Regions from separate parts of the Homo sapiens genome. Here region 2 is linked to region 1. Evidence: chromatin contacts called from ENCODE Hi-C data. All regions are on one chromosome and are shown on one strand. The core of a region is the stretch at or near the end of the contact, and the rest is flanking DNA. Distances in the headings are between cores, read along the strand shown.

Region 1 (3,507 bases), core at 537-3,036:
GTGTGACACAGGTCTTAATGTATGCATATCTTTTTAGCCTTTGGAGATACAAATCTAGAAAATGAGAAGTAACTATTTATTGGTTAATAGCATAACTTCTTAAGCAAGTATATTCTAGACAGCCTCAAGAAAGCCTCAGAACCAGAAAAACAGGCTGCTTTAGGTTGGAAAGGAGGTGTTACAGCAGAGGAACTGGCCATGACCACCATCCTTGGAATGTGAAACGCAAATCATCCTGAAAGCAACAAGAATAATGGTTGTAATAATTGTTTCCAGGCCTGGGACCCTGCATCTTGTTTTTTAAGTTGACCTGATGAACTAGTAATTGTAGGAATAAACTGAATGTTTGCCAGCAGGAGTCACTCTAGGCTTCCTAATAAAACGTTAGTAAATTAAACTCTGTCCTTAAAGCTCTGAAAGGCTGAGGTGATTGTGTGATATCAGATGGCTTTAGGGAAACACTGACTCTTTTCGTTAAGCATAGCAGCATTCTTAGATTATTCCTTGGGCCTTCTTTTGTTCACCATCGGTTCTTGGATCTTGTTCCTTTCAAGATTGGTCCTTAATGCATTTTTAAAAAGCAACGTATATGGGTAAGGATATCAATATCTTAGTATGCTGTATTCTGTATGTTAGCTCATTTTGGCTTTCTAGGATGAACTGACTCTATCCCACATCATGTAACTTGAAATGAATAGACTCATATCCTTTCCACTGATTGCTGTCCATTCTAATCATGCAGCAGAACTCAGTGGAGCGAGCTGTAGTGTGAAAGGAGATGTCAGTTCATGCTTTTCTGAAAAGAATGGGTCCGGTGTGATGATATTCTGAAATATTTCAGCAATAGCCATGAAATATAATAGTTTCCCAAGCACACAAAGCTCAAGAAGTTAATTGTTCATTTATGTTTGATACTGGGATTGAAACATTGGATTAAAACCAATTAAATGTTCCTAGAAGCAACAGAAAAAGTTTCCTTATTTATGAATAGAACCATTCAAATGGCGCAGACACAATCCATGTAAAGTAATGAGGTGTTTTGTTTTTTTGGCAAAGGAGAACACAAAACAGGCATAGGGAGTTTTAAAAAAACTTCTCTTTAAAAATCGCTTTTTGGATACAAGGTCAATAAAATAACATACACCAGTAGGAAGGAGTAATGGGAAATCTAGGGCTTCACAAGGAAAACAATCCCCCTCCCCCAGGTGAGCAGCACAATGAAAATACTCTGCTTATTCTATCAGGGTTACATTCCTGAACTTAAGTCAACATCCTAAGTTACAGAACTAAACATGCTCTGCCTCTGCTTAGCAACCACAAATCCTTCCTTCGCCAGTTGCATGTATTTTGGATGTGGCTTCTGAAGTACACAGTCACAGCGCCCCGAGTTAGGAAATTTGCGCTTTATTTTCCCAAAGTGTGACAACACTTTAAGGTCCCCCCTCCCCGACCCCACCCGCCCGCTGTCCTGCACGCCACTGAAGTGATCGTTTCTTTTGAACCTCGGCATCTAACAACCCGGAAGCTGGACGCCTGAAGCCTATGCGGCCCAGCGTTTTCATCCCGGCTCGTGCTGGGGGCGGGGAGAGAAGCCCGTAGGGCCTCTGGCGCGGGGCCCGGGCAGCCGCGGTGGCGCGGCCCAGGCCCGGGGCCACTTCCCGCGTCCCGGGGCCTCGCAGGCGCGAGCGCGGCGAGCGGCGCGCGGCTGAGCCCGCAGGACGCCCTCTAGCCCCGCCGGCGGCGCGCCGCGAGTCCCTCACTCCCCGCCCATCGGCGGCTGCGCGCACTGCACACTCGCCTGCCGCCGCCGCCGCACGCCGCCTGCCTCCTGCACGCCGCCGCCGCGCCTAGCGCCCGGGCCCGCGACACCGCCCGCTAAGCGCCGGGCCGAGTTCACGCAGCCGCGGTCTGGCGGCTCCGCGGCGGCGGCGGGTGCGGGCGGCCTGGCCGGTGCCGGTTAAAGGGACGAGTTGCAAACACTTCAGGAAGTGACAAGTCGATTTCCTCCTCCCCGGGAGTCGCTCGTACAAAGCGCTCGGCGCCGGCAGGCGAGCGTGCGCGCGGCGGACGCGCGGCGGGCACCCCGGACGACTTGGCGAGCGCTGGCGGTGACGGCGCGGGGTCCGCGCCCGGAGCGCCCCGCCGCGCACAGTAAGCGACCCGGGGCCGGGCGGCGGCGGCGGTGGCCGGGGGGCTGGCCCCGAGCGAGGTCCGGGCCGTGTGCGTCCCGGCCGCTGGCTGGAGGGAGCCCGGCTCGCGTGCGCAATGGGCTTGCCTTTTTTTTTTCTTTTTTCCTAATGTTGCTGGTTTCCTTTTTTTCTGCCTTGTTTCGCCTTTGGGTTGGGTCGGGCGGTTTCTCCGGGCGCTCGGTCTCGCCCCTGATGCAGGCGTGAGACTTGTCAGAGCACAGGCATGGGGAAGAACAAGCCTGGCTGCGGCGGAAAAGTCTGCGCTCCCCAGGCCAGGGCGGGCGGGCGCGGGGACTGCTGCGCCCGGGGGTGTCCTCTCCGCGTCTCAACTTGAGCCCTGACTAGCCGCTGCGGAGGAGGCGCGGAGTCTCGGGAGCCGGGCGGCCCCATTCGCCCCGAAGTTCCCGCATCGTTTGCAGACAACTCTTTTGTTCGCGGAAGTTTGCACCCGCCACCCCCGGGGTGCGGGAGCGAGGCGGCGGGCTCCGCTGCTGCTGGACTGTCCGGGGCGGTCAGGATGGGGGTGAGGGGGCATTCTGTCCCGGGCGGGGGAAGCCCGCGGGGAGGCCACCGCTGGGGCTTGCGGAGTGGGGGCGTCCGCGCCGGCGTGGCTTTTGCACATGGCGAGAAGGGCCGTCCGGCACAGGCACACTGGTCGAGTCACATTTTTGCTAGTCTTGGATTTTGCAAGCCCGTGGGAGTCAGGTTCCCCGCTCAGGGTTTCTCTTGGGGCAGAGACGAAAGAAACGAGGACACCCAGAATCCGGGGAGGGTTTGCGGTTTGTGTTGTCCCAAGTGTGTTCTCGCTCCCCCCGCCCCCCCACCTTGTCCCCCAGCCCCCAGCTCTCCACCCCCATTTTCGGACTTGGGGAACAATGCTTGTAGTACGGGCCGGGGCGCCGCAGCAGCGACGAACCGCGCGGACAGGTTTGCCCGGGTCCCTCGCGTTCGGACGCCCCCTGAAGCCGAGCTCCTTCCATCTGACCGCCCGGGCTCATTAACACGTACTGTACTTAGGACGATGGTGAACAAAGAAAAGCTCTTTGCAGCGTTTGATGAATGGGATTCTGCCTCCTATAGGCCACACTCCGAGTCTTCCATACGGTACAATCTCCGGACTCGGTGGTGTTAGGAAAGTGGCCCCCGGAATGGCTTGCATTCCGGGTCTGGGATCCTGGGGTGGGCATTTGTGCCGTCGCCTTCGCCGCCGCGCTCGCCTTGCAGGAGCGGGTGCAGATGGAGCCAGGCTGACGGTTGTTCAACAGGAACAAATGTTTGTTCAATTGTTGGATGGTGGAGAAAAGGGACTGTTTCCTAT
Region 2 (3,507 bases), core at 369-2,868, 320 kb before region 1:
TCAGTGGTTTATTTTTTATTTTATTTTATTTTTTTGAGATAGAGTCTCGCTTTGTTGCCCAGGCGCCCAGTGGCGCAATCTCAGCTCAGTGCAACCTCCATCTCCCAGGTTCAAGAGATTATCCTGCCTCAACCCTCCTGAGTAGCTGGGATTACAGGCGTGTGCCACCGCACCCGGCTAATTTTTTGTATTTTTAGTAGAGAGGAGGTTTCATCATGTTGACCAGGCTGGTCTTAAACTGACCTCAGGTGATCCAGCTGCCTTGGCTTCCCAAAGTGCTGGGATTATAGGTGTGAGCTACCGCACCCGGTCCCTCCGTATTTTTTATTACTGATGGCAGCGACCCTAACCCTAACTCTAACCCCTCGCGCTGAGTTCTGCTGCGTGCTGCCAGCGGGTGTCTGCTGTCCCAGAACCTCCCCGCAGCCTTCAGAGTTGTCCCCACGTTACAGTGTTAGAGCTTTAAACAGGACAGACTTAAAAAAGCAGATGTCCTCATCACCCTCATTTCACGTGCGTTCTCTTACAGACACACCCTACTAGGCCATTATACAGTAAACCCTAGCTTCTATTACATCAACAAATAGTTCAGTGTATTTTCCTAAAATAAAAGGACTAACATTTGCTGAGTTTTGAGAGCACCCCTGTGTCCCCCCATTCAGGGGCACCTCTTTCTAGTAGTCCAGAACCGAGGCTGGACTCAGTCGTCCCCTGCTCACCCCGTTTTCCCCTGTAGGCACCGTTTTGAGTCCGCTGGGTTCTGCTTCTCCAGCCCTGGTGGGAGCAGTCGCTAAGGGCCCTCTCGGTTTAGCAATTGAAACAGGAAGTGAAACACACAGGAGTTTAGGTCCATCACAAACTCAGGGCGTGGACGATCCCTGGGCTACCCGGCTTCGGTCCCACCTCCACCCCAGCTGTGTCTTTGGCCCGTTGTTTTCTACCCTGGGCCTCTGTTTAGTCATTTTAGATGAGGAAAGCATACCTGGTTCCTAAGACTGTTGGGAGGAATGAGTGAATTCATGCAAAGTGACGGGAACAGTGTCCAGGATGCCGTGAGCCGGGGAGCCTGCTTATTGCTACAGCTGCTCCTCTCAGTAAGGGTGTGACAGTTGCAGTGACCGTGAGGAGGTGGCACCTCACCGAGGTGCATCTGAGAACCCAGGAATGCAGGCCAGCTCACAGGTCCAGGATGCTGCACGGGGGCTCCGTCTGGCCTGTGGTACCAGCTCTCAGTTGCCTCTGGCTTGGTGTGGGGGCCTCAGGCTTTGCTGCCGTAGACGCTGTTATATCCTCCCATACCCAGATCACCTGGTGTCTGAGTCCCAGGCCACTCCTGGAACTGGGATGTGTGGGATTTGGTGTCAAACTGGCTGTTCCTTGGAGCAAGGAGGAGGAGAGGTGAGGGAGGTCCTGTTCCTGGCGCTGCAGGGCCTGTACCCCTTCCTGTCCACAGGCCTTCTCTGGCCTTCCCCTGGGGCAGCTAGGGGTGTGGAGCAGGGCGGCTGCCAGTGGAGCCACCGTCAAGGGAAGTGTGGGTGTCGCCCCGGATGCCCAGCGAGAGCTTTCCCCTGAACCAGAGTGTCTGGTGCCAACAGCGCCACCAGAGGGGGCCGTTCCACTGGAAGTCCTATCGGGAAGTATTTTTACAGCGCTTGGCTGTCCTTGCAGACGAAAATAAGATGTTTGCTTTAGCAATTTGCTTAGCCCTGAAAACATTCCTAGACAATGCCAGGGCCTTAGTTGAAAATAGTATGCTCAGCTTGCTGGGATGGTCCCAGGAAGGATGTTTTGAGTGAAAATAAAATGGTACATACCAGGGCTGTTTGCCACCGCAGGAATCCTGGGAGAGTTCAGCATTGAGGGTTGCCGGGAGCCGGGATCTAGCAGGGGCTGGCTATGGGCTGCCCTAGCGTGCACCCCTGGGGCCGACCGGAAGATTCCAGAACAGGGAGAACTGTCTGCAGGTGTCACCCTGCATGTTGCTCTTTCCTCCCTTTGCACCTTAGCACACCAGCCCCCGCGGGTCAAGAGGGGTCTCCAGCTGCGGTCCACAGTCCTGGCCTCGGCTTCGTGTCCTCTAGGTTGGGGCACCGGCCTCTCTGGGGAAGCCTGCCCGTGTGCTTCTTATTCCTCGACTGTGAGAAACTTCTTTATCCATCTGCAATCTCTCCTCTTGGCTTCCCCTCTCTCCTGGTCATGGTTCTGCCCACGCAGAATACACCCAATCCCTCTTCCGCATGACTGCCCTGCACATAATCACAGGCAGAGATGGAAACTCGGGAACGTTCCCTGCTGGGGATGAGCATTGCCATTCTCTTCCACAACACATTTGCAAGTTTTTCACTTGCTCAGAACCAGTGTTGCAGGTAAGCCGCAACAGACACACACATGTACACACACACACACACACACACACACACACACACACACGTGGGGGGAATGGAATATCATGACCAGTAGTTAAGGAAAAATGCATTTCTGTTTAAAAGCCATGTTTTAAGAAAAAGTACTTGAACTCAAATAATGACGAGTGACTTATTTCATGACATTTGTCTCTGAGACAAGGTGGCAAATAGTATGCTATGATCATTTGTCGTGTGAAGAGTGAAGTCAGAGTAACCCGCTCAGCTCCAGAGCTTTGTTTTCCTCTGCGGATTCCCTTGGCAGCATTTCTGTGGAGGATAAAAATAGCACACGGTGCCTTAAAATAAATGGCTGTGGGGAATGCTTGTGTACATCAGCTGCGTGGCCACATATGTTCACATTCTCCATATTGTTCACTCTTCAAAAGAGTGACTGGGATAGACGGTTCGAATCTGCCCGCCATATGATAACTAAAGTGACATGGAAGAGCCTTTGGCCCCCGGGAAGGATGACTCCAGGGATGGGCAGTGGGGCAGGCTCAGGTGTGTCAGACTCGTGGCTAACCCGCGAGGTCCTGCAGGTGAGCCTTTTCTGTCCTTTACCCCATTTCATCCTAAGTGTCTCCCCACAAAAGATCAGCAAAGCCAGACCCAACACAAGCTCCCAAACAGGCCCCTTCCTGACTCCCAGTGAATCCAGACAAACGCTGACAAGCTGACAGATTCCGCCTCCTGGAGCTGGTGGGGGTGGGCGGGCAGGAAATTGGCGGGGCGAGAGGGGCAGCACACTGAGCTGCCCACTGATGCAGTGTCAGTGGCCTTGGAGCATGGCTTCTGGGGTCGACGTCAAAAAACAGTGTGAAAATCTTAGCGTGGACATTAGGCTAATGGGTCCAGGTCAGGTGTGGATCAGGATGGGTTGGTGGTGACAAGCCTTGGGTCTGGAGTAAATTCCATCTAAATCATGTCACTTTTGGCTGGAGTGCAGTGATGCAATCTCTGCTCACTGCAACCTCCACCTCCCAGGTTCAAGCCATTCTAATGCTTCAGCCTCCCGAGTAGCTGGGATTACAGGCGTGCACCACCACACCCGGCTAATTTTTTGTATTTTAAGTAGAGACGGGGTTTTGCTATGTTGGCCAGG

The links. Hi-C counts contacts between places; a loop is a spot of excess contacts on that map. Pooled maps may share reads with other maps.
Region 2: a map of ascending aorta shows a loop between it and region 1 (2.1-fold over the local background). The contact joins the enhancer-like site here to the promoter of FAM53B in region 1. A Hi-C loop is called at or near these places in 2 of 168 maps with a recorded cell type or tissue (ascending aorta and chondrocyte), 21 of 37 single-sample maps with no recorded cell type and 16 of 50 pooled maps.

The regions. Positions count from the first base shown.
Region 1 is chr10:124,742,657-124,746,163 of GRCh38, reverse strand. FAM53B (family with sequence similarity 53 member B) reads left to right here and starts at 1,786. Exons shown (of 5, transcript NM_014661.4): 1 at 1,786-2,151. RefSeq lists silencers at 1,548-1,687, 1,818-1,867, 1,888-1,997, 2,048-2,207, 2,528-2,737 and 1 more.
Region 2 is chr10:125,059,387-125,062,893 of GRCh38, reverse strand. The region is part of intron 2 of CTBP2 (C-terminal binding protein 2); the gene reads left to right. Among named protein-coding and RNA genes, the nearest start is that of MIR4296, 28 kb to the right of the region's middle. RefSeq lists enhancers at 667-746, 1,157-1,206 and a silencer at 1,085-1,286. Within about 2 kb of position 1,618, at least 31 of the 41 ENCODE cell types and tissues checked have a DNase peak (open chromatin) inside an H3K27ac peak, as active enhancers do; they include ascending aorta, where a contact is called at or near this core.